Regions from separate parts of the Mus musculus genome. Here region 2 is linked to region 1. A link is a loop called in an ENCODE intact Hi-C map of the cell type or tissue named here. Cell type or tissue: heart. All regions are shown on one strand. Links, peaks and the distances in the headings refer to the core of each region. The heading gives the core; the rest is flanking DNA. Region 1 overlaps Ccdc148 (coiled-coil domain containing 148). Region 2 has its middle 4.6 kb from the start of Gm46743.

Region 1 (2,920 bases), core at 119-2,618:
CTTTCCTTAGGCAAGGCCATGGGAGGCTGTTAATGCTATACAAAGGGGGTATTTGTAAAGTGATGCCTAAGAGGGCTTGTTGACTGTGGGATTTTTCCAAGCAAAGGTTCCCACTTGAGAGTGGATTATCTTGCTCTACCACATTTTTGAGGACAGGGAAGTCCTTTGACTGGAAACAAGAGTTTCACTGATGCAAACAGATACTGTTTGGATAATGAACTGGAGGGGATATGGACACACTTAATCTGGGGAGAGAGCTTTTTAAATGCTGCTGATAAACGTCTTTAAATATATCAAGAAACTGGACCGGGTTCAACATAAACCTCACTGGCTCCTGGGAATGAAAACCATGTCCTCGTTTGGAAAAGTTACGTTTTGTATAGCAGATATCATGATCTAAGTCTCAGTAATAATATCATTAGCACACTTAGAAACATTTAAAAAAACAAATGAAAATTTCCAAATTGAAAACACCTGCTTTCGTAGGGCTTCCAGCCGCCTTTCTCTCTCTTCTTCTTCCTGGACTTCTTGAAGGGCCAATTTTTTTCTCTCCATCAAACGCTTCTCCAACAATTCTTGTCTATATTTAACCCTTTTGAAAAGAGACGACACAGGACAGGTAGATGGGCCATAATTCACACACACACACACACACACACACACACACACACACACACACACACACAGAGTACTGTGACAAGAGTGCACCAGGAGCCATCTCAGAGGGGATGCCACTCCACCATTTGATTTTACTTGGTTTGATTTCTTAATCCAAACAATAAGAGGCCATTTACAGTGATTCCAGTAACCAGTGAGATACAGGAAAACCTGGTTAAAACCCAGCTGAGCTCAGACTTCTCTACCACCATTTTAAACCCTGACCCTGTTGGCTAGCTGCCCTAGCTACAGCGGAGGTGCCCTGAGCAATAATCACACTGTCCTGAGTTATGACACAGCCTTCTGATGACAAGTTTGAACACAGCTTGAGGAGTTATAAAGATTGAATTCCTGACTAAATGCACATACTTTCAGAAAGTGTGGTTAAAAAAAATTACTGTAATAACGTGCTTAAATTATTTAGGTGACTAGAACTTAAACTATGCTTCGTATATAGTGTCTCTCCATGAGGTGGGCTTATTGACATGTTAGAAAACTTTACAAATTGCACTCTGACATCTGTAGATGGCAGCAAAAACATGACTTTCCCTTTCGGCAATAGTTCCCCATCTCCTTTCAAATCATCAGATATTAAAACAGGGTGCATTAAAACATGGCTCCGTGTATGAGCTCACCTAGCCCTCTCTGTTGGCATTCCTTCTACGCTCCACCCAACAGTTACCTAGCAACAGCCAGGCTGGCTAAAAAAGGGACTGTTTGGCCTCTCTGACTCTCTCAGACTCTCTGACACTCTTCTCTCCCTAACCTCTTTCTCTCTCCCAGTCCTCGAAGTATTCCTGTCCTCCTCCTCTCCCTCCTCCTCCTCCTCTTCCTCCTCCCCCTCTTCCTCTCCCTCCTCCTCTTCCTCTTCCCCCTCCTCTTCCTCTTCCCCCTCCTCCTCCCCCTCCCCCTCCTCCTCTTCCTCCCCTCTCCCATCCTCCTCCTCCTCCTCCCCCCCTCTCTTTCTGTCTTTCTCTGTCCCTTCTCTTTCTCTTCCTCTACTCCCTTCTCAACTCCCTTTCCCATGCCCACAAACAATCTCTGTTCTATACTATACTCTTCGCATGGTTGGGCTGGTACCTCAGCATGGGCCATTGAGGCACCCCCTCCCACCACACCATACCTCGCTCTATAAAAACATATTCTTGATTTTATAAAACATATCATCACTCTCTGCTGCCCGTAAAATCGAGTAGCCTTGATTACAGCTGTATTCCTGTCAAAGTGATTCTATTGACTTTGGGAGAGGAGATCCACCATTTCCAAAAAACAGGCACCTGAGTTCTTAGGACGATGGAAGCCATGCTGGCCTGCTTTGGGCAACAGCTTGGATTTAATTTGCTTTGTCACATTAGTCGCAGATGCCCTTTGCCCTTAGTATACGCTGCAGTATTCTCTACGGCGGTGTCTTTGCTGGCCCTTCCACGCTGGAGATTCCATATATGCTGAGTGCTCAGGAGACAAAGGTCTTGTACTAAGTGCTTTACAATTGCTTCTTTTAACACTTCACAACAATCATACGCCGAGGGTATAATTTTGTATATATAATTTTGTCTTCTACAGGTACAGAAATGGAGGCACGGACAAATGGTGTAATTTGTCAGAAGTCCCACGCTCATTAAGTAGCAGAGCAGAAGTGTAACCCAGAAAGACTCTCCTCAGCAGCGAAGCTTAGCCTCCACCATCCCACCCCCTGCAATTAACCTCTGTGCGGTCCTTCTCCCTAGATCTCTTCTCCTACATCAAGTGTCCCTAAACACCTACTGCACTAGGCAGCGTGGGCATGCTGAGGATACAAGAGTCTTCCTTAGAAGTTTATAACTTAACATGGAAACAAGACATGCCTGAGAACCAAACAAGGTTCTCAGACTTGGCAGGAAGGTACACATATGGTCCCCTGGTGTTGCAGAAAAGTGAGGTAGCCACTTGTTAGATTGTTGAGGTTCATAAGAAGAGCCTCACAGAGGAGGGACATTTGAGCCGTGTCCGTCTGGCCATCTGTAGGATGAGGATTTTGGAGACGCTAGGAGTGGTGAGAGCAGAGAGGAGGAGACAGTAAGGGTGGGGCGGGGACCTGAGGATGGGCATCTTTCTGGTCTTATCCTAGTCACAGACAGCATGGAACCCAGGAAGGAAATGGGAAATGGCGGCAGAGCGATGCAGGGAAGCTGTGGTGGGCTGAGCCTGGCGGTCATTTCGTTTCCTCAGCTGCGCTTTTGGGAGGGGTGTTCTCGAAATTCTGCTTGCTCACGAACTGGCAATA
Region 2 (2,920 bases), core at 125-2,624, 590 kb after region 1:
CCCCATACTTGCCAGCACTCCCAGAGAACCATTCAGTTATGAACATCCTCACAATGCTTTTGTACTCTAGGGCCATCAACAACTCTCTGAGGAGCACAGCTCTTCTGAGTCTCGTCTCTTATTAATTTGCTATGAATCGACAGCTGCATAAGTGGACTCATGGCATGGTCCATGAGTACCCACAATGCCACAGCGCTGTCCAGTAGAGTGTTCTGCAATGATAGCAACCATTGTGCCGCCCACGTGGTAGCCACTGCACGCTGGGGCTATTACGTCCTCCATATGTGACAAATAAGACTTAGAAGTTAACTTGTTGATCTTAATTATCTTTCATTGTAATTCGAATAGCCTCGAAAAGTCAGGCAGGCATGACTGCTGAACCGTCTTCCTGTAAACTTCATCTTCTTGAGGCCTGAGGCACAAGTTTCTACAACCTTTACCTCACCACATGCTACGTCAAGCATGAGTCCTTGGAGGGCCTCTGTAAATGTGTCTGACCAACCCAACCCGCTGGCTCTGTTTGCCCAGCTTCCTGAACAGTGGAAGAGAGTTGAGAGCTCAGGCAGTGGTATGGTATCGTGGAAAACCATGGGGTTGACCTGGGTACAGACTGAGAGTGAGCCCCACTTTCTCTCTTCTCATAGCAGTGGCTTGCTGCACCGTTGTCTAGACCACAGTGGAGGCTGTCCCTGCTTGGGTCTGCAGCCATGTGTCAGCTGTTTGCATAAGTAAACATGGCCCTGGCAGGCAGAGAAGTTATCCAGCCTTGCTGTCCTGGATTGCAGGTCTGAGCCACAGCTCCATCCTGCCCCTGGCTTTCTTGTGGCTCTTACTGAGGCTAAACACCCCAGTAAGAAAAGCCCACTGTTTCCAGGCCTCAAGACTTGAAATCAGTCTTTCCTCCCAGCTAACAGAGTTGTCCCTTCTCTCATGATGCTTAGCTAGTGCTCAATGGCCTTCACCTTTGACTTATAGCAACCTATAGCCTGGGTGGATGACACCCTTTCTGAGAGATTTTCTGTATCCTTGGCCTCTTTGCTGGTAGAGGGCTACAGGACTTCCTTCCTCTACCACTGCCCTCAAGATGATCAAAGCTGCCATCTTTGAAACTATCCAGAAGGGTACATGGGTGGGGGTATCGCTTGGCTGGAGTAGGGAGAGCATGTTATAAAACCCCTGCATCTGGAGTGAGCCTTGAGGCTCCAATTACAGACGAAGCCCTGCCTCCTCGGGTATTTATCACGGTCTGTGCACCATCTAGAGGCCTCTGTCTGAAACTTGCTCCATGGTCAACTCATCTATCCTAGGGGAAGACTGAACTCAGACAACTGGTGTTTTCAGAGTATGCTTGGTTTTGTCCCTGTTTCTAGAATTGTGGCGCTGTGATCCCACACACCCCTCTAAGCACTCCTGTATGTGTGTGTGTGTGTGTGTATGTGGGGGGGGGGTTACATCCACACCTGGCTTTTCCAGTCTGTTCCAGCCCTGCTAAAGCAAAAGACCTCTTCTAATGTCTTCTCAGCAAGGGAGCTACTTAAGGTGATAAAGTAGGACATCCTAGTGCCCGTGCCACCTCCCCCAACCCCCATACACACACACACACACACACACACACACACACACACACACACACACACACCCCAAGATGGGCCAGAGCAGGAGCTGTTCACCCCACGGCTGAGCAGCACTTCCACCTAGCCCATTAGCTGCTCCCCCAGGACCATGGCTCTGCTACACAACTCACATTAGGAGCTGCCCACAGTGGGTGATGCTGTCTCAGGATAGCCAACACTAAACCCTCTAACATGCCTACATGTCCCTTGGTCTGCTTTCTGGGGGGGGGGGGTAAAGAAAATGCAATGCAAATTTTCCGATTTGACCATCTCTTGATGCACAGTTTAAAGGAATTCAGTATATTCTCAATGCTGTGCAGCATCATGGATCATTCATCATTCATAGGCTTTTCACTTAACTTCAAACAAAAGTTCTACCCCATGAACACCAATTCCCTGTGTCACCCTCCCGGGTCCCTGGGTACCTCTGCTCTACTTCCTGTCTCTATGAACTTGCCTATTCCAGTTATCGCACACAAGCAAAATCATGTTTGCTAGCCTTCTATGTCCGATTTAGCCAAATAATTTTAGTTGTGGCCAACTGACTTCCACATTATAGGCCTGACTTCCTTCTTCACATTCTCTGTAAACAAAATGGGAGAGAGGAGAACACTTGAGTTTAACCTTGACTGTACCCTTCATTGACTATCCTCTCTGACTGGGTGTGACTCTAGAAACAGATTCATCATGCCAAGAAATCTCCGGGCTCAAGTGTCTCAAAATATCGAAGAGTCCATTGTTTGGAGTTTAGAAAAATCAGGTCACAACCAGTACTTCCTGGCCAGGCTTGTCAGAGAAGGCCATCAGTGTGTGTCATAGACTAAATATAAAACACCCCCAAAGGCTCATGTTTTGAATGTTTGGTTTCCATCTGGTCGCGGTATTTTGGGAGATTGTGGAGGGGACAGGTACCTTAGTGGGTACATACCACTAGAAACTTCTGGTCTCACTCTCTGCTCCTGTCCTGCCTAGATATAACTGAGTTTCTCCACCCCACTCCACCCTATCCAAACCACAACGGACTGAACCATCTGAAATCATAAGCCCCAATAAAGCTCCTACCCTTCAAGACGCTATTCTTAGTTATTGGTCACAGCAGTGAAAAGGTACCTAACACGCTGTGAAAGATGACAGAGGGTTACTGCTGCACAAGTGTCGGTGAGGAGAGGCTCTGGCTGTGGAGGTTTGAGCCTGGACAGGCCACGGGAGGCTCAGAGGGTCAGATCACATTGTGGTGTGGTTGCAGCCATGCACTGGTAGGAGGTTGCTCCAGTGGGTTGTTGGCTGCTGAGAGACTGGGAGAGTCT

The links. Peaks named below come from ENCODE experiments on the same cell type or tissue, not always from the same donor. Only the 100,000 strongest peaks of a DNase experiment are listed, where the experiment ranks them.
Region 2: it touches region 1 in a loop (7-fold over the local background); 12 of 42 quality-filtered maps call a loop at or near these places.

The regions. Positions count from the first base shown.
Region 1 is chr2:58,829,276-58,832,195 of GRCm38, forward strand. Ccdc148 (coiled-coil domain containing 148) reads right to left here. Exons shown (of 15, transcript NM_001372501.1): 13 at 475-592. Among named protein-coding and RNA genes, the nearest start is that of Upp2, 76 kb to the left of the region's middle. In heart, for the core only: a CTCF peak has its summit at 1,182 (motif pointing right); no DNase peak of the experiment used is centred there.
Region 2 is chr2:59,423,688-59,426,607 of GRCm38, forward strand. No RefSeq gene overlaps it. Among named protein-coding and RNA genes, the nearest start is that of Gm46743, 4.6 kb to the left of the region's middle. In heart, for the core only: a CTCF peak has its summit at 1,261 (motif pointing left); DNase peaks (open chromatin) are centred at 1,244 and 2,404.